Linked DNA regions of Homo sapiens: region 1 is linked to region 2. A link is a loop called in an ENCODE intact Hi-C map of the cell type or tissue named here. Cell type or tissue: endothelial cell of umbilical vein. All regions are shown on one strand. Each heading gives the region's core, and the rest is flanking DNA. Links, peaks and the distances in the headings are about the cores only. Region 1 has its middle 390 kb from the start of MDFIC2. Region 2 has its middle 240 kb from the start of MDFIC2.

Region 1 (16,360 bases), core at 4,286-12,285, 150 kb after region 2:
GGATCACAGTTTTCTTCTACTGTTGCCTTTTTCCCAACATCCGAAAGTAATTATTGCATATTTTTATACAGTTTTGTCATTGTATAAAAAGGGAGGTATAGTCTGGTACAGTGACTCTGCCATTAATAGAAACAGAAATCTCTTGATGTTTAAAGATGCGGTATAACCAATGATTCAGCTATATGAAGAAAAGGCTGGTCCCACAGCCTGTTGTAGGGCTACAGCTAATGGGAGAAATGCAACTATAGATAAACTAATTGGTAGCGTTACAGGCTTCAGGATTGATCTGATCCTGGAACTCCATGAGATTCATCTATCTTTCCAGTCAATCCTCCATGAGGTCAGTTTTAATAGAAGTTTGATTCTCCTCCTTGTTATATGATGGCTGTCAACATCTCCTGGCTACACATTTGTTCACTTAAGTCCAAAAGGGGAGCATTTCTATCTCAAACAAATGTCCTTAGCTTCCCTCTGACTGAACCAACTTGAATATCATAATGTTCACTCCTGAGCCAACTGCTTAGCTATGGAAGAGGGAAAGCCTGATTAGTGTACTTTCTAAACCAATCATGTGACTAGGGAAAAGTAACTTTCGTTGGCTCTTCCCTGGAACTGAGCCTGACGCTGGTAAATTCTAATCATGTAGCTTCGACATAGTGGAGGAAGGGTACAACAAATGTTGGTATGACAACTGTAATGCCCATTCTCATTACACTAAAAAATTTGGAAATATTCTACTTTTTGTTTATAGGACATATGCTAAAATGTTTCCTATATTGCAGATTGCTTTCTAATTCTTAGATGCATTTATCAAAATGAAAGAAAATTCTCAATATTTTGAATGAAAAAATAGCATTTACAATATTTTATAACAAAAGTTTGAGTGGAAATCTTTATACCAAAATGTAATAGAGGTTATTTCTGAGTCATAAAATTGTGATGAGTTTTTCAGGAATTTTTTTTCTTTCTTTTTCTGCATTAGGCAGGTATTTCTCATGTAATTGAAGAGAATAAATAAATCCATTAAGATAATGTTTGTGGAGTTGCAAGAAAAAAACAGTATTTCAGCACTAAAAGAAGCAATTCATGTTAAAAGTGGAGTATAGATTTTGGGCTCGCCTAACCTGGGTTCATGGCCTGGCTTCACCACATACTTCCTCTACAAAATGGGGCTACTAGCATGGTACTACCACGTACATGATAAAATCAGGCACTTTGAAAAGTCTGTTCACAAATAATATAAATTTAATCTTTATGTTAGTGTGAGGTAAGAATCCTTTTTTACATTGCAGATGAGGAAATTCAGGCCCTCAAAGATTAAGTAAATGGCAAAAATAACACAGCCAGTAAGAGAACAGGCTGATTTGGACCCGCATCTGTCTAACAGCAAAGCTCTTCCTCTTCTCCTCACTCCGGCACAAGTGAATCAGAAATTGTGGTGCATATCGGAATCACCAGGAGGGCTTGTTAAAACCGTCTTTTGAGCCTTACCTCCAGAATTACATATTCAGTAGGTCTTGGTGTAGCTTGAGAATTTGCATTTCTAACAAGTTCTCTAGTAATTCTGATGCTGTTGGTCTGAGGACCACACACTGAGATCCACTGGTCTATACAGCATTTTCAGAGTTATTGTGCATACATAATGATCTAATAATTTCAACATCACTCTTCATAAATGGAAGTGTTACCTGGTGTTTACTTGGATGTCTGTTTCCTAATCCCTTGTTTTTGTGATTTTTGTCTTCTGATAAAGTTCCCAGTTACACCAAGAGGCTGGAGAAATCCTCTCTTGAGTCATTATTTCTAGTACTTTCTCCAGTCCAGTGCCCTAAGTGGTTTTCTAGTGGTCTAGAAGAGTTAATGCCCTTCCCACTTCGTAATTTAATTCTAGGGAGTAAATAAGCCACAAGACAAAATTTGTTATCTATCAATCCATTTATCAAGGTTTTGAAAGCATTAAAGTAATTTATCACAAAATCATGTCACATGAATAAAAAAGCTCTCTGTAAGCTCGTGGTTTCATTTTAAACTTGATTTTTTTCTCCCAGTATCTACCTTTTGCTATAGCTATATGGGTAAGTTGATAATAATTTTGCCCCATGGGGCTCTATTACCTTAAGGAGAGCTTTTCTCTTTCATTATTATATTGAGTGTTTCTACCAGCCCCAAGCTTTGGCCAGGAAGATCACACGCAGCTGCATCAGAGATTCTGCGTGCAGTTTACTGAGTAGTAAAATGTGTTATTACTTTCTGCATGTTCTGTTTCTGTGATAAGTTGTGACGTGGTCAGCTTATGAGGACTAATATGAACACCCTCTTGTTAGTCGGCAACTGTATATGTCTGACTAGAAGGCAGAAGGCAAGATTTTTTTTTCTTAAAATCATTCCTCAAAATTAGAAGGAAGCCTTTTAAATGCCTTGTATTATGGTGAACTCCCAATTACTTTACAATGAATGAGATGGTAATTAAAGCACACACCCTCATATTATGCCAATAGATACTTGGTGTTAGGAGTTGACTTGTATTTGGATATATATGGTACCTCTAGCATTTTTATTCTCAGAATGTTTTAGATCTAAGAATCTGAAATAAATTAGTTTAATTCAGATTATTTGATTACAAGAAAAAGAAACCCACTGCAACCAAACTTGTTTAATCAATAACGGGGATTGTTTTAAGAACCCAGATGTCTTCACAAATTTCAAGAGTGGGAAAAGCTGAGTCTCTGGAAGGGACCAGAATAAGGAACTGAATACTCATGTACTCAGACCATGAACTCAGGTTAGCTGAGCCCAAAATCTTTGCTCCACTTTTAACATGAGATGCTTCTTCTAGTGCTGAAATCCTGTTTTTTCTTGCAACTCCACAAACATCTCAACAAGGGCCCAGCCAGCATTCTCTTTTTCTCTTGTCTTTGCTTTTCTCTTCTCTTCTACTTGAAATTTTTCTTTGAACATCAACTTTCTCAACTTCTCTGTGCATATGCAGGTAGGAAGACTCCCCTCCCCACCCCACCACATGTGCACACAGCTAGCCCCTGAGAATACATTCTCCATCCAAGAGGCTAGCCTAGATGCTCAGTTCCCTCTCCATCTTATCCCAAATGTTAACAGAAAGATTCAAATTCATCCACCTTAGATCATGTATCTAAAGGTACATAATACAGATATGGTAAAGTTGGTCATTATGAGTTGAGAGGAAGATACAAAATTCCCACTTTTTAAACAAACGATTTTTTAAAATAGAGTTATTTGTTTTAGTAATCCCGTATTTGGTGTCAAAGTAAACCCTTACAGACATAATATGGTAAAATTAAGTAATGATATTTATTTATTCAGTTAGTCTGCCTAGCATTTCTTCCTTTGTTCCCTATAGCAGCACCCCACTTTCTCATTAGGTTATGAATTTCCCCATTCCCTGAAGTCCTGGTGGTGATGCTGTGTGCATCTTAAGACTTTTCTCTCTGCCACAGCAACCACGCAGGCTTGGTAGAAGCAACCCAAATGTCAATCAACAGAGGAATGGATAAACAAAATGTAGAATATGTTTATCATGGAATATTACTTGACCATGAAAATGAATGAAATTCTGATACAGGCTACAAACATAGATGAAATTTAGGAACAATATGCTAAGTGAAATAAACCAGACACAAAAGACAAACATATGATGCCACTTTTATAAGGTACTTGGAATAGGTAAAGTCATAGTAGAACAAGGGTTACAAGGAGGTGGGGAAGTGAGCAATGGGGTGTTACTCTTTAATAGGTACAGACTTTCTGTTTAAGATGAGGAGATGCATGGCAGTGATGGTTGCACAACACTGTGGATGTATTTGATGCCACTGAATTTTGTACTTTAAAATGGTTAAAATGATAATTTTATTTTATGCATATTTTGCCACAATAAAAACAAATAAATAATAAATAGAAAGAATGAGGCCATCTTATCTACTTTACATTGATAATACATGGAGTGGTACAGTCAAGTGAGCTGATTGTATTTATCTCTGCAAGTATGTACATCTGCATGGTGATTTGCTTTGTTTTTTTTTTTAAGAACTATAATAGATTTGTCTCCTTTTCCTCTATCTCTGAGTTGCTCTCCAGATACCAGATTGCAACAAAGCAACATCTCCACTCTACTTTCAACCAAGCTCAGGACAGTAAGTAAAGAAAGGCATCAGAATACACTTTACTCTAAAAGTAATCTTGCTGAGACAGTGACTAGAGAGAACCAGTTCTTCCCCATAGAAACATAGAATGTTAGATCAAGTCCAGCATTTGCCAAACTTTAGTCTTTAGCAAGTCAAGGTCAAGATCTTTGCTACATACACTGCCCATACTGTTTTACTTTAAATCAGCTCATTATTTTTACTGAAATATAGCTTCAGAAAGAAAATTTTATAGTATTATTGTAAATATAAATCTGATGTCCATTGTCATAATGACAAACTTTAAAAATAAATATAATAAAAAATAAGGCAAGATATCAAATTCTTATTATTGCCTATTAAAGGATTAAGGCTTGCTTTCTTAAATAATGAGTTGTTAAGCCATTCTAGCACTAAACAAAGATGTTCTCTTTGATTTAAGAAGAAGATAGGGATGAGATTTGCAATGGGAACGTATTTTTATGTAGAGATTCAAGTTTATCGAGTACTGTTTCCATGTAATGCTTTACATTGTCTTGTTTTTAACACCAGTGGTTTGCATCCTACTCTTCAGGTGACATAGATCTTATTCAGTCTTCTTATTTTAATGATGGGGAGACAAATACCTGAGAAGGAAAGCACTTTCCCAAGTTATACTGCTAACAGTAACTAACCTGTACTAAATGTATACCGTGCCAGACACTACCATGCACTTTGCACGTACCACAGCTTTAAACCCGTACAACAGCTCTGCAGCATAGCATCTCCGTTCTATAGACAAGGCTCAGACACATCAAATTTCTGGCCTGAGTTGACACACAGCAATGAACAACCTGAGCCTCTAAAGTCAGCAACCAGCCTCTTTATATTTGATACCTAGAGCCTTCATCTTTTCTTACTTCTGGGTTTGACTAAAAGTGAATGCAGAATCCTGCTTTTTTTTCCAATCATGGAGCTTTTTATTTGGTTTCCTGTCCATGAAGAGTTGTGCATTTTTATCCTCTGTTAGAAAAAATAACCATTGGGTTTCAATACAGAAACATAGCTAACGAAATTTTAATCTGTAGTACAGAAGGCATTAATTTCTGATAAAGACAAATATACATTAGCCTAATTCCATTGTATTTTTATTTTTATGTTGTTTATTTTTATCCGTTTTTTTAAAAAGGGTATCTATTAATAAGTCTGGTCTAAGATTACACCACGAGTAAACCTTTCACTAGGGTAATCTTTCTAAAATAGCAATGAGTGGAAAAGCATGGGAGGCCAGATAAATAAAAGCCATTTTTCTTCTGAGCACAGAAACTTTTGCTTTTCTTTCCACTCAGCAGCTTACTTCTGTACAGTAACAGACTGGGGAAATCATGTTGCAAAATTTGGCATCTCCGGAGTTTATATTTTTGAGAATATTTAATAAAAGGCCACCAAATGTTAAAATTATCCATTTCCTGTATGTGTGCGTTTTTTCCATTGCTAAAATTTCTTAATTAAAAAATTAATTAAATGGGTTCTTTTAATTAAGAGGCTACTGTAGACCTTGCAACCACTGAAAACTGTAAAACTTCTGTTTCCTTCATGGTTGTCTTAATCACCATCTCAGGAAAAGTCCTTCTAGCTGGTCCATGAAGAGCCTTGTACCCTTGGATTGTGTGAATAAGATGAGAAACACCAATCTGTTGCTTCATTTGCAGGTGTGGGTTACTGTGTGCTTTATATAAGATCATCATCTCCCCACAATGAGTGTCATTTCATGTTTTATGATACATAAACGTGCACCATATACACTGACTTTAGATGCTAATTCTTACGTGAGATACAGCTCTGGATGCAAAGTCAAAATGCTTTGGAGAAAGGTGTGTGTGTGTGTGTGTGTGTGTGTGTGTGTGTGTGTGTATGTGTTCATTAGCTTTTCTTTATCTCCCTACCATATTATTGGGTCTTTTCCTTTAGCTTCAGTTTCCCCATTAGACACAAGACAAATTGTGTCCTGTGGTCCTTTTTACTCTCTCCTGCAACTCTATCTGCATTACTAATGGAAGGTGACCCTTTTTCTCATGCTTGCATGGGCTTTTATGAGTTGCCTGTGCAACACAGAACACAGGAAGCTTTTACTTACAGATCTTTATTTTGTTCTTCAAAGCCTTTGTAAAGAAAACACACAGGAGCTGGGAGGTAGGATGTAGAACTGGTAAGAAAGATTGAGGCAACTAGGCCAACTACCCCAGTGTTCACCACAACAAATGCATAGGCTTTTCCAAATAATACTCAAAAAGTATAGGTCATAAAGAAAAAAAAAAACACATATATGCCTACATCAAAATAAAGGTTTAATGCAAAAGTGAGGAATATAAGCAAAGGTAAGAGATATAATCAATTTTAAATCAGTTTCATTTTCCTGAGGTGAATTTGAGAATAAGAAGGGAAGATAAGGACAGAATCGAGTATGATGCTTGTTCCTTGCTTGGGAGCCTAAGTGAATGGTGATGCTAATTGAAGACTACAGCAATGTATGATGAGCTTAGACCCAAATATACAAGTCCAATTGCCTATGGGACACCCAGGTGGATGTTCTCAGGAGGTAATTTATTCATTTATTTCTTCAAAAGGCATTTTTTCATGTAGTTTCTCTGAGTCAGGCATTGTGCTAAAGTGCTAGGGATACGTAAATGAATAAAACAAAACTTATCCTTGAGGGGCTTACACTCTATTAGGGGAAAATAGGGATTCAGATATTTTATTAGTCCTTCAATGAACTAATATGTCAATGTGTCATACATTGCTCTAGACTTTGAGTACACAGCAGTGAAAAAATAGGCAAGTTTCCTTCTCTTGTTAACAATCTAGTATAGAGAAATAGACAATAAGTAATTAAACTATTCATAGTAGTCACAGTAGCGACAGGGAGAGAATAATGTAAGAATTTGGAGGGGAGTTATTTTTCAATTTGAGTCAGGAAAGTCAGCCCACAGAGGTGGCATTTAAGCTGAGATGTAAAAAAGACAAAATCAAACCTTTGGAGGAGAAGAAGGAAAAGCATTCCAGGTGAAGGGAAGAGCACATGCAAAGCCTCAAATTCTGGGAGGATCTTTTTGTGTCTGACAGAAAGAAAGGACCATGGGGTTTCAATAGAGTACAAGAGCAAGAGACTGGCATGAGATTGGTTCAGCAGCCATATTCAATTTATGTGCCTGGTTTTCCTGACTAAACTGAGGTTAAATCATGCACCATCTTAAAACACAAAGATAATATAAATTCAAAGAGTAGCACTTAGATTCTTAAAAGTAGAGTTAATTTCAGTGTTTCTCAAATTGTCTGTGAAGTAGGAGAATTTTTTTTAATACTGCAGACCAATGTATTTGTAAAATACAATAAATATGAAACTGTAGAAAACTCAAATAAGAAATAGAAAACATGAGCTCATTTAAAAATCATGACACTCTGCAGTCCTCGTTTTATTGCTATACAAGTTGTGAAATGCTCGGTCTCAATTTCTATGTGCGTCTTGTTGTGTGCTGGTAAACAGGTCATGAACTAGCAGGAGGTCACAGACCACACTTTGAGTAGCACTGGACTGTGTAACTCGAAAGTTTTTATTACATTTTTAAAGCTCTCATTATTCAAAGACACAGTAGATAGACTGCCCCTTAATATCATTTGATAACTGGATTAGAAAAATTGTATAATTTCCCTTATATCCTGATATGAATCAGGGTGTGTGTGTATGTATGTGTATGGGGGGTGTGGATGTGGGTGTGTATGTCATTTTATCTAGAATGTTATTAGGTTCTTGATTTCTTTAAAGTACAGTAATATATGAGCCCAATGTTCCCAATGTGCTTTTGGCATTATTTATAAAAAACAGTCTTTAATTACCAAGCTTAACACATTATCCTTGGTGGAGACTCAAATCTCTTTTCCAACTTTAAACTGAGCAAAAGCTTTCATCTGGCAAGGTACTGAAGCCCACTATGAAAATTTTGTGCATAGAATTATCACCAAGAGCTATTTGGCAGCTTCTCCATCTCAATGAAAAGGACTCTGGATTTTATCTTCACACAAATAACTCTTGCCACCATTTAAATTATTTTCTCAATTATCTTTCAACCTTTTTGCAATAAGGTTTCCTGAATAAGAACTGGAAATATCTACATCACATTCCATGTCACATTTCTTGATCCAAATTATTTTAATTGGTTACTTAGCCCAAATCTATTTCAGGCACAACAATTTCCGGTCTATCTGGAAGAGAAGTGGGAAATTTTTACCTCATCTAACCCTATCATGGACCATAACCCCATATTAATCTGGGAGACGGCCAACGCTTTTCTCTGGAGTGGTGTTACTTCTCATTTAGCCTGCAAGATATTTTTGCATTGGAAGTGAAATTTTGTAATTGTGAAAGAGATTTCCAACACACATTTTCCAGTCAATCCCAAGTGAAGTGTAAGCCATCGGGGTATCTTATGGCATCCAGTTCAATCACAATATTCCCTTTTTCATTTTCAGAGCACAGATTTTATGCTCCTGGGACGGAGCCAAGGAAAGTGCTGGTTCAGCACACTCAATTCCAAAGGAGCATCTCATTTTATTGTCTCTCCCTCTAATTTCAGAGAACAATGGGGTTAGCCACGAGTCTATAGTGTGACTCAGATTGTTCAGTTATTTTCAAATCAACAACACCCTTGAATTAGTTTCCCTTTCCACTTTCCTGGTAACATGCCATCCCACTTCTCTCTGATGCACTCAAAAACATCTTAATAGCTCCATGTGACCACCTGAACCAACAGATATCCCTTCAAATTGAGCAGTCCTGGGAGACATTGATCATTGTTGGCTGTGGCATGTAGTTTTAGGGCAAAAGCTTATGTGACACAAACTCATTGTTGGGCTTTGCTGGAGAGAGAGAGATGTTCTTCCTTTGTAGTCTGAGCAATAGCCTCAAATGGGACCATTTCAAATACACTACACGTGCATTTGAATGAAAGCATTGAAATGTCGTTATCTAAAAATCTAACGAAACATTTGGCTCTATCTGAAAGAAGCACAAGTTAATTGCTTATCAAACTATCAACTTTTATTTCACAAAATGACTGATATCTCTGTGAGTCTGTGAGGAGAAAGCACTACACTTTATTTCAAGGGCAATTTTTTTTAACCACAAGTAAAGAGTGAGCATGGATATAGACAGAATCCACTCTATCAATAATCCATCACTAATTTTCTCAGGTAAAGCAGTCATATTGTTTACATGCAAAATACTTTCATTGTGGGGGTAAATGACCTCCTTCGCTTGCAAAATCTGCTCTTTGTTTCCACAAAAAACACAGACTTATTCATGGTTTTAAAAAAAATTCTCCTAAATGTGATTCCAAAACAAACTGGTACTAGTGATGTGTCTCAAGAGACTCCCTCAGGAAAAAAAAAAAAAAAAAAAAAAAAAACAAGTAAAAAAGTGCCTTGGATTAAACCAAGCCAGTTGTGAATTTCTAGGAGTCCATGATCCTTTCACTCCAAAGGTAGCTTTTCGGGGAGAGGGGATCTTGAAAACAATAACAACAACACACCAAAGATATCTAGTGTGTTTAACAGAAACTCAAAAGGAAGAGAGAAAATAACGTCTGAAATAAAACAGAAGTCAGTGGGGGCGGGGGGGTGGTGGTGAAATTATAAATTGCTAAAGTAGAACTTTCTCACTCTTTGTCGCTTTTTCCTTCGCAGTAAACCACAGAAAGCTTCACCTACATCAAGGAATGGTTTTCACACATTTGATGGGAATGAGGAAGCTAATTCTCCAACCTTCTAAGGAAATAAGAGCTGATAGGCAGCCAAACAAACCTCCCGGCCACAGCCAGGCAGGTAGACACACGCTTAGACGGGCTGAAATCATTCCACCAACCTTTACAGTTCTTTCCCGTTTTAAACGCAGTAATAAAAAAAAAAAAAAAACGCTACGGAGACTATCTTCCTCTAGGCAGTACCTTCCTGTGTTTCTTTTGTTGTTCTGGCTTTTCTGAGTGATGACTGTTCTAAATCAACATCCCCTCTATTTCAACCTGCTCTCCTTGAGCAGCTGGACTAATTTTTTTTTTCTCCCTGCCCTCCCACTCTATCCCCTTTCATTCTTCTCTTGGCAAGAGGTCTCGATTGCAAGTCTTCTTCTCATTCTCATTCTCAGGTCTTTCCATCAGACTCCTCCCCCGCCTCCTTTGTCCCCTCTTGTCGGAGCACTCTACCTGCTCAGTGCCACCAGGACGAGCTCACGCATTCTGCACCCCCCTGCAGCTTGTCCCCTTCTCCTCATCTTTCTACGTGCCAGGCAGGCTCTGCTCCACAATTTCATCTGGTGGCCTGGGGGTAAGGGTAAGCCAGCTGTCACTTAAACTCCTTCCATCTCAGCCAGCCTGAAATGGAAAGTGTGATAAATGGAACCGTACAAGCCTCAATTTGGTCTGGAAATTTCAAACTTATGATGTTCAAATAGGTTCATAAATTCCCCTATAATGCATCTCTGCTCCCTAATGCCCAATTGCAGGTTTCAACTGAGCAGGCCTCTCTACCTGTTTTTATAGCCCAAGATATTCAGATCTTGGCATGCGTCTAGTGCCTTCGCTTTGGCATGCTTTTAATCGTGTGCCCAGCTTGGGGATGCAGACACCACATATATATCTGCTGATTCTTTTCCAGAGGAAGAGTGTCGGCCATAGACAACACAGGTAGTCTTCAAAGGAATTTCACTCAGGGCCGCTTTGATTTCTCTGTGTCTAAAAGCCAGCACTGGCTTTGTTGTTGGCAAATATGTTTCTACATGTCCTGTCCTGGGGAAAAATTGTCAAGTGGAGAATCGTCAAACTGTGCTCTTGCTGTCTCACCAAAAGAAAGGCTATTCTCTTCCATTTTCTCCCTCATTTCTGTTCCTTATCTTCAGGAAATGGTCCTTAAAGTAACATGAGTGTGCATACACCATTGGGAAGAAAAAATGATCAGCTATGCCTTTTTATTTGTTTTTTTTAAGCTAGCAAACACAGGTACCAGGAGTTCTTTTTTAAAAATTTGAGTATGTGTAAAAGGTTAAAGGTAAATTTAAATAAATAATTTGAGGGTTTTTTTAATTAATGTGTAATTACACAAACAATACAAAGAGAAATTATTTTTCTCATCTCCCTTGGCCATGTTTTCCAAATCAAGTACCTTCACCAGATATAACTACTATTTTTTAAATTACATTTTTTTTCTGTATTCAGACCATATATGTCTATAAAAATATGTAACGTTTGTGTTTTTAAAACAAAATGGTATTATTTTGGATGCCTTGTTCTACAACTTGCTTTTTCCACTCAAAATATACCTTGGAGATCTTACCATATTATTATAGTTGTAATTCTTTTTTAACTGCTATGTATTATTTCGTCTATCCGTATCTATATCAAGTTTTTAAAAGTATTTCCTAGGAACATTTAGATAGTCTATAATTTTTCTGTCTTTCATTTACAAATGATATTTCAATGAGTATTTCTGAATATGCACCCTAATATATATCAGTGATTTCTTTTTTCTCCAGCGTTGATACAAAGAAATGAAACTGGTGGACAAAAAAATGTCCATTTTTAATTTTCATAAATGTCAACTTGCCTTCCAAATTAGTTTTGCCAATGTGGTTATGTCTTCCTGCGAATCAGCATTTTTATCATGTCATCTTTAACTCCCTCTAAATGGAATGACTTACAAGCCTAAAAGCAAAAACCAATTTTCTTAGTCTGTTGAGACTAAGAAAAAACACCAAAAATTGAGTGGCTTATAAACTACAGAAATTTATTTCTTTTAGTTCTGGAGGCTGAGAAGTCTAAGATCAAGGCACTGGCAGACTGGGGTCCGGTGGGGACTACTCTCTGCTTCAGAGAAGGTGTCTGTCTATTCACTGCATCCTCACATGGGGGAAGGGCAAACAAGCTCTCTTGGGCCTCTTTTATAAGGATACTAGTGCCATTCTTGAGGGCTCCACTCCCATGGCCTAATCTCCCAAAAGTCCCCACCTCTTAATACCATCACTTTGGGGGTTAGGATTTTAACATATGAATTTTGAGAGGACACAGATATTCAGACCATAGAACAAATGAAAGGGAATTTTATAAACATAATGCTTTCTTCTTACTGGATACAATGTATTCTTTTCTCCATTCCACACCAGGTCCCAATACTCCCAAAGCTGATATCTATAATGTGAAAGGAGAACATGTTTTCTCAATACAAAAGCTCACTTTAGAAGAAAAGAGAAGCGAAAAGTCCAAACATGGAGGACTAGTGCATTAGTTCATTCTCACACTGCTATAAAGGACTGCCCAAAACTGGGTAGTTTATAAAGAAAAGAAGTTTAATTGAGTCACAGTCCCACATGGCTGGGGAGGCCTCAAGAAACTTACAATCATGGTGGAAAGGGAAGCAGACACATCCTCCTTCTTCACATGATGGCAGGAATAAGTTCAGAGCAAAAGGGGGAAAAGCTTATAAAACCATCATATCTTGTGAGAACTCACTCACTATCACAAGAACAGCAGCATGGGGGTAACTTCTCCTCTTTTCAGTTACCTCCCACCAGGTCCCTCCCACAACATGTCAGGATTATGGGAACTACAATGCAAGATGAGATTGTGGGGGGACACAGCCAAACCATATCAACTAGGAATATATTTTTCTATTTCAAGTCATTGAAACAGAGATATTTTGAAGGGTACAGAAACGTCATTCATATTAGAAAGTATTTACTCCAGCCGGGCACGGTGGCTCAAGCCTGTAATCCCAAAACTTTAGGAGGCCGAGGCGGGTGGATCACAAGGTCAGGAGATCAAGACCATCCTGGCTAACACGGTGAAACCCCATCTCTACTAAAAATACAAAAAATTAGCTGGGCGTGGTGGCGGGCGCCTGTAGTCCCAGCTACTCGGGAGGCTGAGGCAGGAGAATGGCATGAACCCGGGAGGTGGAGCTTGCAGTGAGCCGAGATCGCGCCACTGCACTCCAGCTTGGGTGACAGAGTGAGACTCCGTCTCAAAAAAAAGAAAAGAAAGTATTTACTCCAAAAATGTCCTCTACTTTAAAAAGGCTAACTTTTAATATGTTTTATTAATTATATTAATTTAAAGTAAGCCGCTGATGTGGGTTGCATGTCCACGCAAACGTTGTAATGGAGAATGACTTAAAAATGTTAAGAAAATAATTCAGCTATTTGGGTTAAATATGTGTGAACTCGTAAAGTTTATTATGCTAAATTATTTACAAATTCTACATTTTGCTTTGTGTATAATCACAGTCTTGGAGTTTTTAGTTCAGTTTTCCAATAGGTTCATCCATGGCTTTTAAAAAAATATGCCTTGAAATAGGAGATGCAAAATAACTTCTGAAAACAAAATGTCCATGGTAAACTAGGTTTGGGAAACGCTATAATCGGTATGCATCCCACTCTCAGATATTCAGACAGTCACAATCGTGTTAGCATATCAAAGGCTCCAGAAGGTTTGTAATACCAAAGATTGTCCAGCTTAGTTCCCAAACCCTATTTGTCTATGACAACCTATTTTTAACATAACAATTTTTACACTCTCTGGAAGCACTGTTGCAGGCAACAGACCTTGAGAAGCCTTGTAAAAGTATAGATTGTCAGTAGAGTGAAATATATGAAACCAATGAGCTTCAAAGGGAATAAAAGCAGGCTACATTAAGCTAAACAGGACAGAGATTCTAGATCCTGAGGAAGAAAGTTGATAACAAAGGCATAATATGGACGCCAGAGAGCTATTGAAAGGTAATGTACTTTACTCAACTAATATTTATTGAGTGCCTATTTGCAACAGGCCCTGTTCTAGGCTCTGCGGATAAAGCAGTTGTCAAAATGAATAAAAAACTCCTATTCCTTTTTAAATATTTCAAAATACGATTTACTGAAAAGCTCACGTTCTGAAACTCAGTAAATGAATATATTAAATTAAAATGTTTAATATATCAAAAGGTACCTTTGGAAAAATAGTTTTTAAGACATAGACTGAAAGAATACAAAGAACTCCTACAAATCAAGAAAATTTGAGAAAATAACAAATAACTCAATAAAAAAAGGTCAAGAGACATCCACAAAGGAAGAAACCAAAACAGACAGTAAACATGTATGATTCTCAACCTCATAAGAAATGAACTAAATGCGAAATCATACCACAGAAAGATACGGTTAACAGATACTATAGCAAAAATAAAAATGTAATAATACAACGTGTTAACAAGAATATGGGGGAGTTCCTATACATCACTGGTAAGAGACTAAATTGGGTTAACTTCTTTGGAGAACACTTAGACCAGCACTGCCCAATATAAATATAACAAGAGCCACAAATGCATGCTGTACTTTCCAGTAGCCTTGTTTTTTAAAGTAAATATAAACAGGTAAAGTTAATTTTAATAATATATTTTATTTAACCCAGTATACCCTTATCATTTCAACAAGTAATTTATCTAAAAACTTATTAAATATTTTACATTCTTTATTTCATACTAAGTCTTTGAAATCTTTGAAGTATGTATTTTATACTTACAGTAAATCTCAATTCAGTCCAGCCACATTTTAAGGGCTCAGTAACCACATGTAGGAAGTGGCTGCCATATTGGACAGTACTGCACTAGTCAATGTCTAGTAAAGTTGATACTGTACAGTAATCCTCCCTTATCCACAGGTGCACTTTAGCAGTTTCAGTTACCTGTGGTCAACTATGGTCTGAAAATATTAAATGTAAATTTCCAGAAATAAACAATTTATAAGTTTTAAATCTCATGCCATTCTGAATAGCTTAATGAACTCTCATGACATCCTGCTCCATCCCACTTGTGGAGTAAATCATTCCTTTGTCCAGCATATCCCACTGTACACACTACCTACCCCTTAGTCACTTTGTAGCTGTCTTTGTTATCAGATTTAAAAAAACATCCTATGTATAGTTGACCCTTGGACAACTGAGTGGTTAGGGACACTGACTTCCTGCATAGTTGAAAATTTGTGTATAACTTTTGACTTCTCTAAAACATAATTACTAATACCCTACGGTTGACCGAAAGCCTTACCAATAACAAGTTGTTGATTAATACATATTTTGTATGTTATATGCATTGTGTGTCATATTCTTATAACAAAGTGAGTTAGAGAAAAGAACATTTTATTAAGAACATTATAAGGAAGAGAAAATATATTTACTATTCATTAAGTGGAAGTGGATCATCATAAAGATCTTCATCCTCACAATCTTCACCTTGAGCAGGCTGAGGAAGAAGAGGATAAGAAGGGGTTGGTCTTGCTGTCTCAGAGGAGCAGAAGTGGAAGAGGGGGAGGAGGTGGGAGGGGAAGCAGGACAGGCAGACACACTCAGGATAACTTTTATGGAAATACAGTGTAATTTATGTCTGACTTTTTTGCTTTTTCATTTCTCTAAAAAATATTTCTATATGGCACCAATCCTTCTCCCATCATTTGCTTTAGTTTCAGTGCCCACATCATAGAAGGGTCTAGGTTGTAAAAGAAATCAAAAGCAATCTTAAATAACTGAAACCCTTCTGCCAGATTGTCTGTTGTCAATTTATTTCCTGGCACTGCTTCTTCTACATCTTTTCCCTCATGTTTTGGTACTAAGTCTGAAGTACTCATCTCCACCAAGTTGTCTTCTGCTAATTCCTCTGGTGTCTATTAGCTCTTGAGTTTTCCAAGATCTATACCTTGAAACCACTCACCCCCCACCTTTTTTGCCACATCCACAATCTTTTTCATGATTTCCTTTATTGGCTCTATTGCCAATTCTATGAAGCCATGCACAGCATATGGACATGGTTTTCTCTAGCAGGAATTTCTTATTTTGGGCTTGATGGCTTTCATAGCATTTTCTACAACAATGGTGGCATCTTCAATGGTGTACTCTTTCCAGGCTTTCATGATGTTCTCTTTTTTAGGGTTCTCTTCCATAGCATTGACAATCCTTTCCATATAGTACCATATGTAAGAAGCCTTAAGGGTCCTTATGATCCTGATCCAGAGGTTAATTAGAGATTTTGTGTTTAGGGGCAAGTAGACCACTTTCACACCTTTGTTGTTGAACTTATACAGTTCTGGGTGGCCAGGGCCATTGTCCAATATCAAAAGAACTTTAAAAGGCAGTCCCTTACTGGTAAGGTACTGCCTGACT
Region 2 (16,360 bases), core at 3,516-11,515:
TCATGGATTTGGCTTGTAGCTTGGTCTTCAGGCTTTAAACTGTCTTTCGCTTGAAGGTGGGGTTTCACTGGGGATGCACTCCTGCCTGCCTAGGATTTCTCTGCCTCCTGCCTCTGTCACAATTATATAAAACTATTATTATCCCCATTTTACAGATGAGGGCAATGAGGCACAGGAAGGTTGGGTACATTTTGCCCCAGATCACATCATGAATGAGTGACAGGACCAGGATGTGCACCCCTGCACTGAGGAGTGAAATGAATCCTGCTCAGATTGGACCTGGTTCTTATCTATGAATGTGTATTAGAATTGTCTGAGGAGCTTTTCCAAAATGCTTTTACCTGGACTCGATCCCTGTGGATTCTGATTTAATTGATTGGAAGTAGGTAAGATCACATTTTAAGAAAGTGTTAGAGAGAGAACTACAGCAATTGACATAACCAGGTTTCTTTTTTTTATATGTAGGGAAATAAAGCTTTCTAAATAAATCCGTTGGCTAAATATTCAGAACATCATTCAGAACACAAACATTTTACTTTGGGTAAGTGTATAATCAGAGGTAGAATCTTCTAATAAAGGCCTTGGGGTAAGAAGAAGGCTTTCTGAGACAAATCAGATAATCACATGGCACCAGCACAATTTGGTCCACAGAAGGGCAACTGGATCCTACCACACCTGGCAGCAACCACGACACAAGGTATACTGGGTGACCTTTTCCACAAGGTCCTCTGAGTGCAGAATAGACTTCACAGCAAAGTCACTGTGCATTCCTTGGCATGTAGTGTTCATCTATTGCAAGAATATACTCTATGCCAATTCTCTACATCAGTTATGGGTTCAGTTATTTTGCTTTAAAAATTATGGAAGAGGCAGATCACAAGGTCAGGAGATTGAGACCATCCTGGCTAACATGGTGAAACCCCATCTCCACTAAAAATACAAAATAATTAGCCGGGCGTGGTACAGGCGCCTGTGTCCCAGCTACTTGGGAGGCTGAGGCAGGAGAATGGCGTGAACCCAGGAGGTGGAGCTTGCAATGAGCCGAGATCGTGCCACTGCACTCCAGCCTGGGCAAGAGAGTGAGACTCCTTCTCAAAAAAAAAAAAAAAAAAAAAATTTTGGAAGAAAACATGTTTGAGGTATAATTTTATAACATAAAATTATAAACAAAAGTTTAAACTTCCTATTCAACTATCAGCCAAGATTTTAGTACTATCTCAGCCACACTAAATGTTACAGGTGCTCTAAGTAAACAAAGAAAAAAATGATTTTCATAGTGAGGAATAAAATTTCAAGCCACAAAACTTTGACTTGACCATGGTATTTGATGAGAATAGGTGGAATAAAATGATCTTGTTGTCCTAGGTATTTGAAAATCCAGTGTACTGGCTGTTACCCTTATGAGCAAAGATAAGAAAGAGAAGTCTAGAAAATACATTTATGTTTAGGTGAGCCCAGGAGCACAATGAACAGACAGCATGAGGCGAACAGGGCAGAAAAACTGTTGAGTTTAAATCTGTACAGTTTCTGTTTCTTGTCATCAGAAAAAATCACAGTTCTTCCAATGTTTATAGAAAATGTGCACAAGTATGTCTCTAAGACATTCAACTTCAGACTTGAGGCTTTATTTAATTGCTCAGGGATATAATTTTCAACTTCAGAGCATGTATTGACCACAAAATTTGAAGAGTCTATTTGTTGCAGAACACCTAAGCAATAAAAGCAACTCACCAGCTTCTTTGGTTGGGTAGAAAACTATCAATTGTCTGAGTCTAGCTTTATCCTTGCTGACTGTTAGAAAGTACCTCCAGAAAGTGATGAAATGCATTTGAATGTGGCTAGTGCAACTGCGGAGCTGAATTTTTAATTTTGTTGAATTATAATTAATTTAAAGTTAAATAGCCACATTAGTGGCTGCTGTATTAGACAGCACAGATCCAGGCTGTTTCAACCCAAACACAGTGCTTAGTAATCACTCTTTCACAAAAGCCAATAGATTAATTTTGTTTGTTGTTGTTAACAAGTTTTTATTTCCTGTGGTTGGGATTTTACATTAGGTATATATAATAAGTCATGATTCCTGCTAATCAAATTACTTGATGTTCATAAAATTAGGTGAGATGTAGGAATCGTTTCTGCTGTATTACAATATTGAAAGTACAAAGACTTTCAGAGAGTCCGTGTCTGAAACAAATTGAGAACCCGTGGACTAATGTGTAGGCATCCCCTTTCCATAATTTTGGTAGGAAACAAAACTTTGTCCCTCCAGATTCACTAATAAAGTAAGGACTTTTTTATTTGCTTTGAAAAATTATTCTTGGGGTTCATCCTTTACATTCACATCAGCCCTTTGTCTTACCCACATATAGACCTACGAATATTTTTACAGTAACCTAATAATTTGTTAATTTAATTTTTGCATTACTTTGAAAGTTCATTGAAGTATAGCATGCATAGGAAAGGTGCACAAATCATGTCTGTATGCGTCCAGGACTTTTTATAGTATTGTTAATTAATCATTTTATTCTGAGTTTAAACAAGGTGAATAAATTTCTAAGGATTGGTGAATGCAATAAATCCTTAAAGGAATCTCCTGGAAGCGGTTGTGGAAGAGCTCTAAGACTATCCCTACTTCTAGCTACTTCTCTCCTTCCAAAATTCTTATGTCACTCACTCACACCCACGTCTGTATCTCTGCATTTACAATGGGTTACTTACTTCCCACTTCTCCAGAATAAAGGTCAAAGACATTTGGGTTGTGATGTGACTGCATCTCGTCTTCAACCATTGGAATCTATTTTCATACAAATAACTACCTAAATTCCAGGTGCTGAATTCTCCAAAAAAAGCCGGGGTCTTTTGAAGAATTAATACATTCAGCCAACTGAACATCTAAATATTTTTCTTCTTTATTTGGTTTTGGTAGTTCCCTTTCTCTCTCTCTCCTTTTCTCTCTTTAAGGTTTTGCAGGCTGTAATAATTTCTGTTACTGAATATATTTCATTTTAATTTTTTAAATGCTCTTCTAATTTGAATTTAGGCCTTCATGCAGATTTGTCGCCTGGGCTGTTTTTGAAATATATGGTTTTAAATGCATGAAGCTCATCCTTTAAAAATGATTTGCGAGTGTACATTTGAAAATGGTTAATGCTTATTTATTACAAATGGAATAATTACAGCTAATGGAACAGTGCCATTTAACATCAGTATAGTGGTGTGGGGGAGCTTGATAATTAGCAGCTCCATAAGTGCCTTTTTTTAGCTTATGAAATGACAGCCACAGAACACCTTTCCATGAAATGTCTCCATGTACTAAATTCTCTCTTGCTTATCTTATTGGCTGTCGATGACTGATTTGGGGGGAGGCATTTGGACTTAATTGATTTAATCAACACCTGAGTCCCTCTCTGACTTAGAATATAACCGTTATTTTTAAATATACAGGATCGAGTAAGCAACAGGATTTTTATATGCAAAAACTGAATTTCTAAAAGTTTCCAACTGCCAGAGGTGATAACGCCCCCTTTGGAACAGGCTGCTCTTCGAGATGGGAGAACTACAAATTGGTGTTTTGAATGACTGTGTTTCTTGTTATTGCCTCTTCTACCTAGAAAAGAGGGAAGAAATCACTTTTATTCTGGTCATTTACCATGCTCCTCAAATGATTTTTAGCAGTGATCCTAGAGTAAATAGAATTTGCATTTTGAATTTTCAACAGAAATCTAAACCACCTAATGGTTCAAGTTGTCCTTTTTAGCCTTTTGATTGTCAAGTGAAGGCCACTCCTTTATGTTCTCGTTTGAGACTCTAATATTGATGATTGTGATAAAAGTAAAAATTCTGTCTCCGTCAAAGAACTACCACTCTGATTTCATTTTCTCTCATATTCTAAGTTTGACTACAGCATTAACTAAGAAACTATATTAAGTGACGTTCAGGAAGAATAGCCTGTGGAGCTGCATTTAAAATTAAACTTCTCCAATGCATAAAGTTTATGTATTAAAGCTTATACAAAATATTGCATGTTCTTTCTCCTTCTCTTTGAACACTAAGAGATTGTGATACTGCACCTAATATCACCCTTAGAACTTCTACCGACATCAATAAGAAAGGAAATAACTGGTAATTTATTCTGAGTCGGGAAGACATTTTCTAAAATGCAGTGCAACCCTAATTTAGAGTAGAGGGAAAAGGGTTTAAATTAGGTTTTTTTTATGGTGGTAAGTATTTGCAGACAATGTCGAGATTTATGGATTAATTTGTTTTAAATTAACTTTTATAGGGTGACTAATAGTCCACAGGGATAAATCAGGCTTTCAATTGCCCATGATTTTTAGTCAAATCCTAGAGAGGAAATCATTTCTCTCAGGAAACGGGGACACAGTCTTTAGAGTGTGCAATGCAGTTTTTTGTTTTGTTTTGTTTTGTTTTGTTTTGTTTTTTTGTCAGTGTCCAGAGAAGATAAATAAGTTCTGGGCCTTGGGCAAAGATATTCACCACTGGCCCAAGATTTGATGTCACATTTCACTCAGAAAAGGAGAAAGACCCTGACCTCCACCCTGGCAGAGATCTTTCATCAGGGGATTTCACTGGGTAACTTACCAGTGGTGCCCAAACAGTGTTCCTACAGACAAATATTCTGCAATATGGATACATAAAGCTGTTTCCCTCTGTTCCCTTTAGTCTAAGAAACACTGATCAGATCCAAGAGCTGAAAACTAAAAATATTGGCATTTTGATGCTGTATTGTATCAGACTCTGCTATAAGGTACTCAGTATCAAGGTCAGAGGTGGCAAAAATTGTCTGCAAAATGTATGTATCTATGTATTTATCTATCCATTTATCTATCTGTCTATTCATTCAGTCACCCACCATACATCCATTCATTTATCCATTCATCTGTTTATACATTTCCTGAGCATCTACTACACACTTGACCTAATGCTAGCACCTAGAGAAGTGAATCAGATTTTGGACTAGACTGATTATGATTACATCTATTTTACCCATTGTAGGCATGTTTCATTAGCAAAATAATTTTATTAATGACATATTTAAATCTCACAAACAGCTGAAGAACACAATGAAAAGAACAGTATCTTCGTAACATATCTTTATAGACAACAGCCTGTATTCATAAGTTTAATTCTATCTAACTCTCTTCCAACTTAGACTATATTTAGATTGATCATTGCTTTCTCTCTGCAAATTTCAGCACATCATTCTGTGGTGTTCTGGCTTCCCTTGTTGCTGCCCAACTAAATGTTTTGTTTTGTATTGTGTTTTGTATGAAATCTGCCCTATCACTTCTTGCTGCTTTTAGGATTTCCCCTTTATCCTTGCTGTTCTCCAGTTTTTCCATAATGTGTTTTGGTCTTATTTTCTTGTATGTATCAAGCTTGCAAACTAGTTTCTTCCAGATCCTAAGGATTCAAGTGTCGCATTCGTTCTGGAAAATTATTCATTATTAACTTCAAATATTGTTTATCATGCTGTGTATTAACTCCTTCTGGGATTCAAAATAAACATAATTTAGGTCTTAGTCCTCCATGTCTGTTAACTTCTTTTTCCATACCTTGCATTTCTTGGTCTCTTTGGATCACGCTTTTCTAATTTCTTGTTAATTAATTTTCTTTTTAATGGCATCTATTCCTGGATCCATTCTTGAACTCATTTGTTGACTGTTTTTTTTCTATTTTGTAAAATAAGACTATTTAAAAGTGGTATTTGCTCTGATTTATCACAGCTGATCTTTTCATTGGATGTTAAGGATTTTTTGTATGTGAGCTGTGTGTGTTTGTGTGTGTGTGTGTGTGTGTGTAGACTTTTTTATTGAAGTACAACATTGTGTTAGTCCATTTTCACCCTGCTAATAAAGACATACCTGAGACTGGGCAATTTACAAAAGAAAGACGTTTATTGGAATTACAGTTCCACGTGGCTGGGGAGGCCTCACAATCATAGTGGAAGTTGAAAGGCATGTCTGACATGGCTGCAGACAAGAGAAGAGAGCTTGTGCAGGGAAAATTCCCTTTTTAAAACCATCAGATCTTTTGAGACTTATTCATGAGAACAGCACAGGAAAGACCTACCCCCATGATTCAATTATCTCCTACCGGGTCCCTCCCACAACACGTGGGAATTATGGGAGCTACAAGATGGTATTTAGGTGGGGACACAGAGCCAAATCATATAATTCCACCCCTGGCCCTCCCAAATCTCATATCTTCACATTTTAAAACAAATCATGCCTTCCCAAAGTCTTAGTTCATTTCAGCATTAACTCAAAAGTCCACAGTCCAATGTGTCATCTGAGACAAGGCAAATCCCTTCCACCTATGAGCCTGTAAAATCAAAAGCAAGTTATTACTTCCTAGATACAATGAGGATACAGGCATTGGGTAAATATAGCCATTCCAAATTGGAGAAATTGGCCAAAACGAAGGGGTTATAGGCCCCACGCAAGTCTGAAATCCAGCAGGGCAGTCAAATCTTAAAGCTCCAAAATGATCTCCTTTGACTTCATGTCTTGCATCCCGGTCATGCTGATGCAAGAAGTGGGTTCCCATGGTCTTGTGCAGCTCTGCCCCTGTGGCTTTGCAGGCTAGAGCCTCCCTCCCAGCTGCCTTCATGAGCTGGCGTTGAGTGTCAGCAGCTTTTCCAGGTGCATGGTGCAAGCTCTTGGTGGATCTACTATTCTGGTATCTGGAGGACGGTGGCCCTCTTCCCACAGCTCCACTAGGTGGCGCCCCAGTAGGATCTTTGTGCAGGGCTCCAACCTCACGTTTCCCTTCTGCGCTGCCCTAGAACAGGTTCTCCATGAGGACCCCAGCCCTACAGAAAATTTCTGCCTGGGCACCCAGATGTTTCCATACATCTTATGAAATCTAGGTGGAGATTCTCAAACTTCAATTCTTGACTTCTGTGCACTCTCAGGCTCAACACCATGTAAAAGCTGCCAAGACTTGAGGCTTGCACCCTGTGAAGCCATGTCCCGAGCTCTATGTTGGTCCCTTTCAACCACAGCTGGAGTGGCTGGGATGCAGGGCACCAAGTCCCTAGGCTGTACACATCCCGGGGAACCTGGGCCCGACCCATGAAACCACTTTATCCTCCTAGGCCTCCAGACCTGTGATGGGGGCTGCTGCAAAGGTCTCTGACATGCCCTGGAGACATCTTCCCCATTGTCTTGGTGATTAACATTCCTCAACTTGTTACTTATGCAAATTTCTGCAGCCAGCTTGAATTTTTCCTCAGAAAATGGGATTTTCTTTTCTTTTGCATTGACAGGCTGCAAATTTTCCAAACTTTTATGCTCTGCTTCCCTTTTAAAACTGAATAGCTTTTAAAACACCCAAGTCACCTATTGAATGCTTTGCTGCTTAGAAATTTCTTCTACCAGACGCCCTAAATTATCTCTTGCAAGTTCAAAGTTCCACAAATCTCTACGGCAGGGGCAAAATGCCACCAGTCTCTTTGCTAAAACATAACAAGAGTTATCTTTGCTTCAGTTCCCAACAAGTTCCTCATCTCCATCTGAGACCTCCTCAGCCTGGACCTTATTGTTCATATCACTATCAGCATTTTTGTCAAAGCCATTCAACAAGTCTCTAGGAAGTTCCAAACTTTCCCACTTTTTCCTGTCTCCTTCTGAGCCCCTCAAACTGTTCCAACCTCTGCCTGTTACACAGTTACAAAGTCACTTCCACATTTTTGGGTGTCTTTTTAGCAACGCTCTACTCTACCAGTACCAATTTACTGCATTAGTCCATTTTCACACTGCTAATAAAGACATACCCAAGACTGGGCAATTTACAAAAGAAAGAAATTTATCAGACTATGGTTCCATGTGGCTGGGGAGGCCTCACAATCATGGCGGAAGGTGAAAGGCATGTCTCACATGGTGGCAGGCAAGAGAAGAGCACCGTTTGTGCAGGGAAAATCCCCTTTTTAAAACCATCAGATCTTGTGAGACTTATTCACTACCACAAGAACAGCACAGGAAAGACCCGTCCCCATGATTCAGGTATCTCCCATTGGGTCCCTCCCACAATACATGGGAATTATGGGAGCCACAAGATGAGATTTGGGTGGGGACACAGAGCCAAACCATATCAAACAGACATTTCAAAACCAATCATGCCTTCCCAACAGTCCCCCAAAGTCTTAACTCATTTCAGCATTAACTCAAAAATTCACAGTCCAATGTCTCATTTGAGACAAGATGAATCTGTTCCACCTATGAGCCTGTAAAATCAAAAGCAAGTTATTTACTTCCTAGATAAAATAGGGGTACAGCCATTGGGTAAATGCAGCCATTCCAAATGGGAGATATTGGCCAAAACAAAGGGGCTACAGGCCCCATGTAAGTCTGAAATCCAGCAGGACAGTCAAATCTTAAAGCTCCAAAATGATCTCCTTCGACTCCATGTCTCACATCCCAGTCATGCTGATGCAAGAGGTGGGTTTCCATGGTGAACCCACCATGGTGAAAGGCATGATTGGTAAAATGCAGAAATCTTAAATTTATAACTAGATGAATTTTCATAAAATGAACACACATTTATAACCATTATAAATAGTGCTGCTATAAAGTTTCTTGCACATTTATTTTGGTGAGCATATGTTGAGCATTTTTATTGGGTTTATACCTAAAGAATTTGCTTTGTCATAGGGTACATGTTTTTCAGCTTTAGTGAATGCTGCCAAACAGTTTTCCAAAGTGGTTTTACCAATTTGCAGTCCTCTCAGTATGTGAGAATTCCAACAAATCCATATTCTCTTATACTATTTAACTTCAAGTATTACAATTTCTGAAAGATCTATTTGATTATTTTATTTGAAAATTCTGTTTTATTCCTTTCAAATCTGCCTATTCCTTAGACATATTTTCAAACCATCTCTTATTTTTATAATCATGTTAAACATTCTTATCCATACTCTTTAAAGTTCTGGTCTTCATCCATTTGACTCAGCAATTTGTTTCCTTATTTATTTCATGATTTCTTTTAAAATCATGAGCTTATTTTTAATAACACTTAAGTGTGGGAATTCTTTGAAGTCTGAGTTACAGGTACATTCCCCCAGGTAGGATTTGCATTTGTATTTATCAGGTGCCTGGAAGCGCCCCCAGCTTGGGAGAATAGGCTAAAATTCATAAGGCCAAGCCTGTGGTTATGAGCCTATAGAGGAATTTTTTCCCCCTTCCATTCAAAACCAATATTGAAAGAAATTTTCTCATATCTTTTTCTATGAGCCAGGCTTTCTCCCTCATTCACCCTTTCACTGAGTTACAGTATTATCCTTTGAGGTCTCGGCCTAATGCTAAGAGCCTAGTGAAGTCGTCTTCTATCAAATTAACCTCTGTGTGCCAGCTCTAATCTCTTGACCCCTCTTCTCTACACATCTGATAAAGTAAAATCTGTTGGTCACATGCAAAGAATGAACAGCCGTCCCCAAGCCTCCCTTACTTTGCCTTACCTCTCTGGGTTTGTGCTTTCACTCCAGTTTCTTTCTCTAAAAGTAGCGCTTAATTTCTTATCAGCTTAGCCGTGAATTCAAAACAGATCTTTAAAATTTTCATCCAGCATTATGTATTATTTTTCAGGGGGAAAATTGTTTAGAAGACACCTCTTAAAATGTGGTCTAGCAGCTTTGAGTGTCTCTGAGGCCTTTTCTAGGGTTTGCTAGGTCAAAGTTATATTCACAATAATAAAAAGATTTGATTTGCATTTTTCACTCTTACTGCCTCCTGAGAGTACAGTGGAGTACAATGGTAATATGACGTGTGTTGATGTCATCATTCTGACAGCTAATGGAATGTATGCTTTGCGTTCTTGTGATTTAAAAAAAAAACCTCTCAGCTTTAATTTCTAGCATGGTACGTATTGATTAGTATAATTCATATAACAGAAATTCTTTGGGGTTCTTAATAATTTTTAGGAACATAAAGGGATTCTGAGTTCAGGAAGCTAGAGAAGTGCTGATTTGGGGTATCCTTTGTGCTAAATTGTGAAAAATGAAATTCCTCAAATGCCAAAATATAGAACATCATCAATGTGTGCTATAAACAATCACGAGGTGGAGAAGATCTAAGTTAAGCTGCTGTAGAAGGCTGTATGCAAATATGTTCCTAAGACCATGAGTTCCTCCAGAGCAAGAATCTTCTGAAGTAAGAAGCCAGGCTTTATCATGCACCATGAGCTCCTGAGAAGGAATTCAGCATTTCTGAGTCACAGTTTCCTCAACTACTTAATGTAGAAACATAAGAAACATAGTTCTTCCTCCAAATGTTGCACCTATAATGTAAGATGATAGCAAAATCAGTCTTGGGTCTTTGTAAGGTTTCATATTGTTGAAAATAAAGGTTTTTCAAAACTAACAAAGATGATTGACTCAGATTTCCTTCTTAGGTAAAAATGACCAGAATTTAAACCTGGGCAGTAAATTTAACTGGTATTTTAAAGAGCAATATGCAGTAGTAACTGTCCTCTACTATGGCCTACACTTTGACCAGTGTTAAAATAATGAGCCATCTTAATGTTACTAAAGGAAGAATAAATGTGACATTGGAGAGTCAGCTTGGTCTGATGGGAAGAAAACCACATTAAGGAGGCCTAAGTTCTAATCTTGTTCTGTGATATAACAGCTATATGACATCCCATGTTATGGTCGGATGTCATGCTGGTTACTCCCGATGAACCACATTTGTTATGCACCCTCTTGTGTAGTCCCCTCCCACCTTGTCTCTGGGCTCCTGTTGGGCAATGGGACATTAGCAAGTGTGATACAGCAGAGATTTGACAAATGCTCGCACATTAGGGCTTGTCCATTTGGAATGCTTCCACTTGTAAGGCAAAGAAACTCAGGCTAGATTATTGAATAATGAGTGTCACAGGAGAGAAACATTGAGGATGAGAGGTCACCTTGTATATTCCATTCCCGGGCTCCCAGTTGAGTGCAAGTCCATGAGTGACCTCAGTCCCTACCAAATAGAGCAAAAGTACTGCCCATATGAACCCATTCAACCCACAGAATTGTGAGAAATAATAAACCATTGTTGTTTTAAGTCACTATGTTTTGAGATGGTCTGTTACACAGTTATAGATAACACATTCTAACCACTTGTCTCTAAAACTTTTTATTTTTCATTGTTTTTTTAAAAAGATAGGGTCTCACTCTGTCACCCAGGTTGAAGTGCAGTAGTATAGCTCACTGCAGCCTTTAACTCCTGGGCTCAAGCAATCCTCCTACCTCAGCCTCCCAGTTAGCTGGGACTATAGGCACAAGCCACTGCTCTTGGCTTAAAAATGGAACGAAAAAAATAGGGGGGGGAATTTGCCCCACTCTTCTCAGAGGGCTTGTACAAATATCAAATGAGTTATGTGGCTACATCTGTGAAACTGGTTTGACTCTGTTGACTGACTTGACCAGTCAAATCAATCTCATTAGAGAAAAATAAAACCTTGTAACTGGATTTTTGACTGACTTGATTATTGTTTTGACCTCTCTGACTTTTTTTGGTTGAGTTCCACTTTTTTTAACTGAATAACTTGACTTTGTGGGTTTAGTCAGTCAAAATAATCAAAACAGTTCGGTGTATACAAACAGTCCATGTGTGATATTTTCTTCTTCTTTAACTTTAGTGGGAAATTATGTGACAGAGGGGCATATATGCATAGCAAATGTGGGTATAAACTTCTACTTCTAACTACCCAGTTTCAAATTACTATATAGATTATAGCAACATTTGTTTGATAATGAAAAAAATATAGTTAGTTTTTATTTCCCAATGGCATGCTACATTATAAGTCCATTAACAGTTGCATGTGTTATTGCTGTAATTCTAATAACTGCCATATATTATTATGGCAATAATAATGTAATTCTCATAGTATACAATATATAATTCATTGAACATTGCCAGAATTTATTTTTAAATTGTAAATTTGGCTTGCTTTTCAGCATAGAACTCCCTTCGTCCTGCTTTGGGAGTTTAGTCATATTCCTTTTGTTTGAAGAAGCTGTCAGAAGCGCATGTCTGAGATGAGTGCATGCAAGAGAATGTTGAAGCTTGGCAGTCATTAAAGTCCTGGGTTATAAGTGAAGTGAATGATTGGAATGCAGGTTGAGTAGGTCCATTCATATATGTCATATTGATACTACCAGAGCTGCTGACTAGGTGATTCAAATATAAGCCACTGTTATTGGAGTATTCGTAGATATTCTACTGTGCTTAAGGTTATGACAGATGAAGCTTTCCTTATGAATTGTCAAAAGGATCACAAACCCCTCTGCTACTTCTATTTCCATCACCAGTAGCTTGCTTTATTATTATTATTATTATTTCTTCTAATGCTCTTTGATTATAGTTCTTCAGAATTCTACATCACGAAGAAGCTATGCAAAATGCTCTTGAATTTCTTTGCCCGCTCCCCAGCTGGAATGATTCTAAACTATTCTGAGAAGATAGGGATCTATATTTTTCTTTTAGTAGTCCAAGTGAAAATCAAATACAAATGTAACAGTTATTTCCATTTCTTCAACCCATTTCATGATGTTCTTCTTGATTTATTTCCTAAATATAGTGTAACATAATTTAAACTATCAATAGGTATCACAGAAATACCTCAATTGCAGTGCATGTGTATTTACTTTGTTTAGTATAAAGTAAATCCCCCCTTATTGTGTTTAAACCAACTTACTTCAGTGTTGGGAGAGGAAACCCACCGTGGACCCTGAATGTCCCTTCACATTTTTGGTGGTAGTGCCAAATTACAAGCCTTATGTGACCTCTGGCCCGGTTCCCTTTCAATTGCTGGTTACTGAGGCAATTGGTATTAATACTTCAAGACCACCACAGCTGACTACCATACAGCTATCATACAGCATTTCTTTCCTTTCACTCAAAAAAGCCTTTTATTTAGATTTTTCTAATAATATCCCTTAATCATTTAGTTGTCTCTTCTCTAGATCTTTTCAAAATTTCAATGTCCCTCTTGAGTACAAAGTTGACTCTTAACAAAGCCTAACCAGTGTTCAACATAGAAGTGTGAACTAAAATTTCTGTCAGTTTAAATTACTCTTCATCATTGGTCAAATCAATGCTTGCTCTTTATCCTTTCATTTATTTGTTCTTTTCTCAGCCAGTTTTATTTATTCTTTTATTTATTCATCATTATTTTATTTATCCAACAAATGATTATTGAGTGCCCATGCACTCAATAACTAACCAATGGGTATACAAGTAACTTGGACGTGACTCTTAATTTTGGACACTTTGTTTCTCAAAGCTAGTCTGTATGCAAATCAAATGTCTTTTAGATCCGTATGCTGCAAGTAGAAAAAGCTAGACCAGATTTAAAGGACCTAAATGCCAGAATGTGGAGGTAGAAGTACCTGCTGAAGACTAGTTTTGAGTAGATTTATTCAGAAATGTTCATTTGATAGAAATGTCTAGAATTGATTAATGAAAATAGAAATAGTAAGTGGAATTTCTTTCAGGAGGTTATAATAACAAATATTCACATTTCCTCATTTGAAACTTTTGAGCCCAGATATATTCTGGATTCAGAATTTTCCAAAGTTTAGAAAGGTGCTACAAGGTATATATCAGATATTGAATAACACAGGGTTCTGGAGAAGCTCCCTATGGTCAAATGCCTCTATATTTCTCCAGATAAATTCAAACTACATATTATCAATGGTGTCTATAAAATCCTCCTGTCAGCTCATGTCACAAACAATTTTTAAAACACAAAAACTGGATTACCAGATCTTTCTGGGCTTCAGAACTGCAGATAAAGGTCTATCAATCTCTGGTCTGAGCAAGAGGAAATGTCCATGAATTAGTGAGGTAAAGAGGAAGAATGGATGTAAGAAATATTACAAAAGTAGCATTAGGGTGCTTGTCATTTTGTTACATATTTTGCAGGAAAAGATATGCCACAACAGTGACTCTGAGGTTTTGAGCCTGGGTGGCTGGGAGGACGGTGGTGTCATTAACAGAATAGAAAGGACATGGGGGGAGGGGACCACATGGTAGGAGCTGGGGAAGGAGGGAGATGATGATTAATTCAACTTGAAATATACAAATCTCCAGGACATTATGAACCTGCCTGAAATTAGCATGATTAAAGGTGCCTCTCACGGTGTTTTGGTGAGGATGTGATTTCTAACTAAATTAGAAATCAGTAGCCTTTCGCATATAAGCATATAACATATTTGATTAATCAAATTTGAAATTTGAATTCATCCAACCTAAGAAGTCATCCTAGACACTTTTTAAAAAAAAATGGCACAAATGGTGGTGGTATTTTAAAATTGGAAAAAAATTTTAAAGAGAATACATAAATTTCAAAATTCTATCTGGATTAAAATGGAGCTATTTTAATCTATTTCTGCAAAGCTACTTGTGACAGTAAATAAAGCATATGGCTCAGGTATAAAAACTATCTGACCCATTTTGGGTAATAACTACACATTAGATCAGTGACTTAAACATTATCATTTGTATGAGCTATCAACTGGCTAGACCTACAAATACTACAGTTTTTAAACAGGAGTCAAGTATGGCTTAAAATTATCAGAGAAATATTTGTTTTAACTCTCATGTACATTTCTAGAAATGTAGTAGCAATCTTATATCTGCAAATAGATACTGATAAAATGTTATTTACCTTATATGACATAGTTACCAAGGAACATTCCAATTTTTGCTGATGTTTTTAATGTCAGTCAATATGTCTCAAATGGTTTGCTTCTTTCACCACTGTCTATTTTTAAAGTCCCTTGATAGAGGTGAATGGATATATCTTGGGTTTGTAAAAACCATTCTTATCAAATTATGCCACTGGTTCTTCTCTTCAACAGCTCTCTTGCTACCTAGAAACCTTTACTTCCTCTTCTGCCTATACATAGAGGTACATCTTTAACTGTAAATTCTTTGGGTAGCCCCCTTGTCACCAAGTCTGTTGACCGATGGCAACTAAGCCACAGAAACAGTCCATCTGTGAGGAGGATGTGATACAGCCTGTGTAATCACAGAAGCATGGAGAAAGGGCTTAACGAGGAATGGGAGGTAAGTCCCCAAGCCCTGTATTTTAAGTCATTGTTCAAATGAAGAGAACTCTTGAATAATAAATCTATGCTTTTTTTTTCCTGGGAAGGTAGAGAAATTCAATATTAAACATATCTTCACATACATTATTTTGCTGTTAACTACATTTTCATTGAAATACATTTGACTATACTTTTAGGTAGGCTGATGCTCTCAGAAAGTGTTTTCAGAAAAGCAGAATTATTATTTGATAGAGCTGTTAAACGACCCTCTTTCATCCTGAAGTGGTTAATTTTTTTTTCAACATTTTAAACATTTTACTGTCATGACATACTGGAGTTTTTCTCCCTATCAAGGATATAGGATTAAGAAAATGCATTTCAATTATTAAAACAAAGGTCACAGAACATTCTGAGATGACTGTCTTCCAATGTAGAAGGCGACATTGTTTATATATTTAATAATACTGTAACAATGACAACCTTCTTGCTTTATAGTTAGAAAAACAGCAATGGCCCATGCATGCAAGGCAGAGGAAAATATTTTATTTTGTCCCAGAAGCCTTACTGCCTCACCTCTTGAGCACGGTCTACCAAAAAGAGCTTTAACCTTCTCACTGCTCAGATGTGGCCCAGGCTTAGGGGCGTGATCTTCAAGGCCCAGGTGACCGCTTGGCCGTAGATCTCCTTCACATGGAGGAAGGGAAAGAACCAGTGCATTTCAGTGACTTTATGCAATGCACACACTCGGGTGGACCAGGTTGAACCTTTGAGAACAGGATGAAAGGGCCTAGCAGCAGGAAAAATCAGGGCTACATTTAGGGAAAATGCCCCTGTAAAAGAATTGTGAGACCCTGGTGCATATTACCATAAGATTCAGTGGAATACCAGTATCTGGTGGTTTTAATGAATCAAATACAACAATTTTTGTAGGATAATTGATCTGAAGTGCTGCCCTGACACCGAGGAATGAATGACTCCACCTTTACACGTCTTTTCAGGCCCTTCAATTCTATGATTTGTGCATTATATTATTTAGAATAAATAATAAAGAACTGAATATGCTTTTTTCTATGTGTGGCATTAACCATCTTTGTGTGTTAATGTGGTACCTGCCAATTACTTGCATTAATGTAAATGGCTAAAATATACAAATTAAGTTATGAACATACTGTTACATTTAATGGATTAACTGAAAACCCATGAAGATTTCAAGAGTATATTAAATGCATAAAAACCATTTCCTTGATCTTGAATTTGTAGGCTATTTCTTTTTACCCAAAAAGTGTGTGTTCTTAGAGC

What was found. Hi-C counts contacts between places; a loop is a spot of excess contacts. Peaks named below come from ENCODE experiments on the same cell type or tissue, not always from the same donor. Only the 100,000 strongest peaks of a DNase experiment are listed, where the experiment ranks them.
Region 1: a loop joins it to region 2, with 2.3 times the contacts of the local background. A loop is called at or near these places in 4 of 110 quality-filtered maps.

Annotation. Positions count from the first base shown.
Region 1 is chr3:70,693,500-70,709,859 of GRCh38, forward strand. No RefSeq gene overlaps it. Among named protein-coding and RNA genes, the nearest start is that of MDFIC2, 390 kb to the left of the region's middle. In endothelial cell of umbilical vein, for the core only: no CTCF peak of the experiment used is centred there; DNase peaks (open chromatin) are centred at 8,862 and 10,182.
Region 2 is chr3:70,544,187-70,560,546 of GRCh38, forward strand. No RefSeq gene overlaps it. Among named protein-coding and RNA genes, the nearest start is that of MDFIC2, 240 kb to the left of the region's middle. In endothelial cell of umbilical vein, for the core only: a CTCF peak has its summit at 6,728 (motif pointing right); a DNase peak (open chromatin) is centred at 6,755.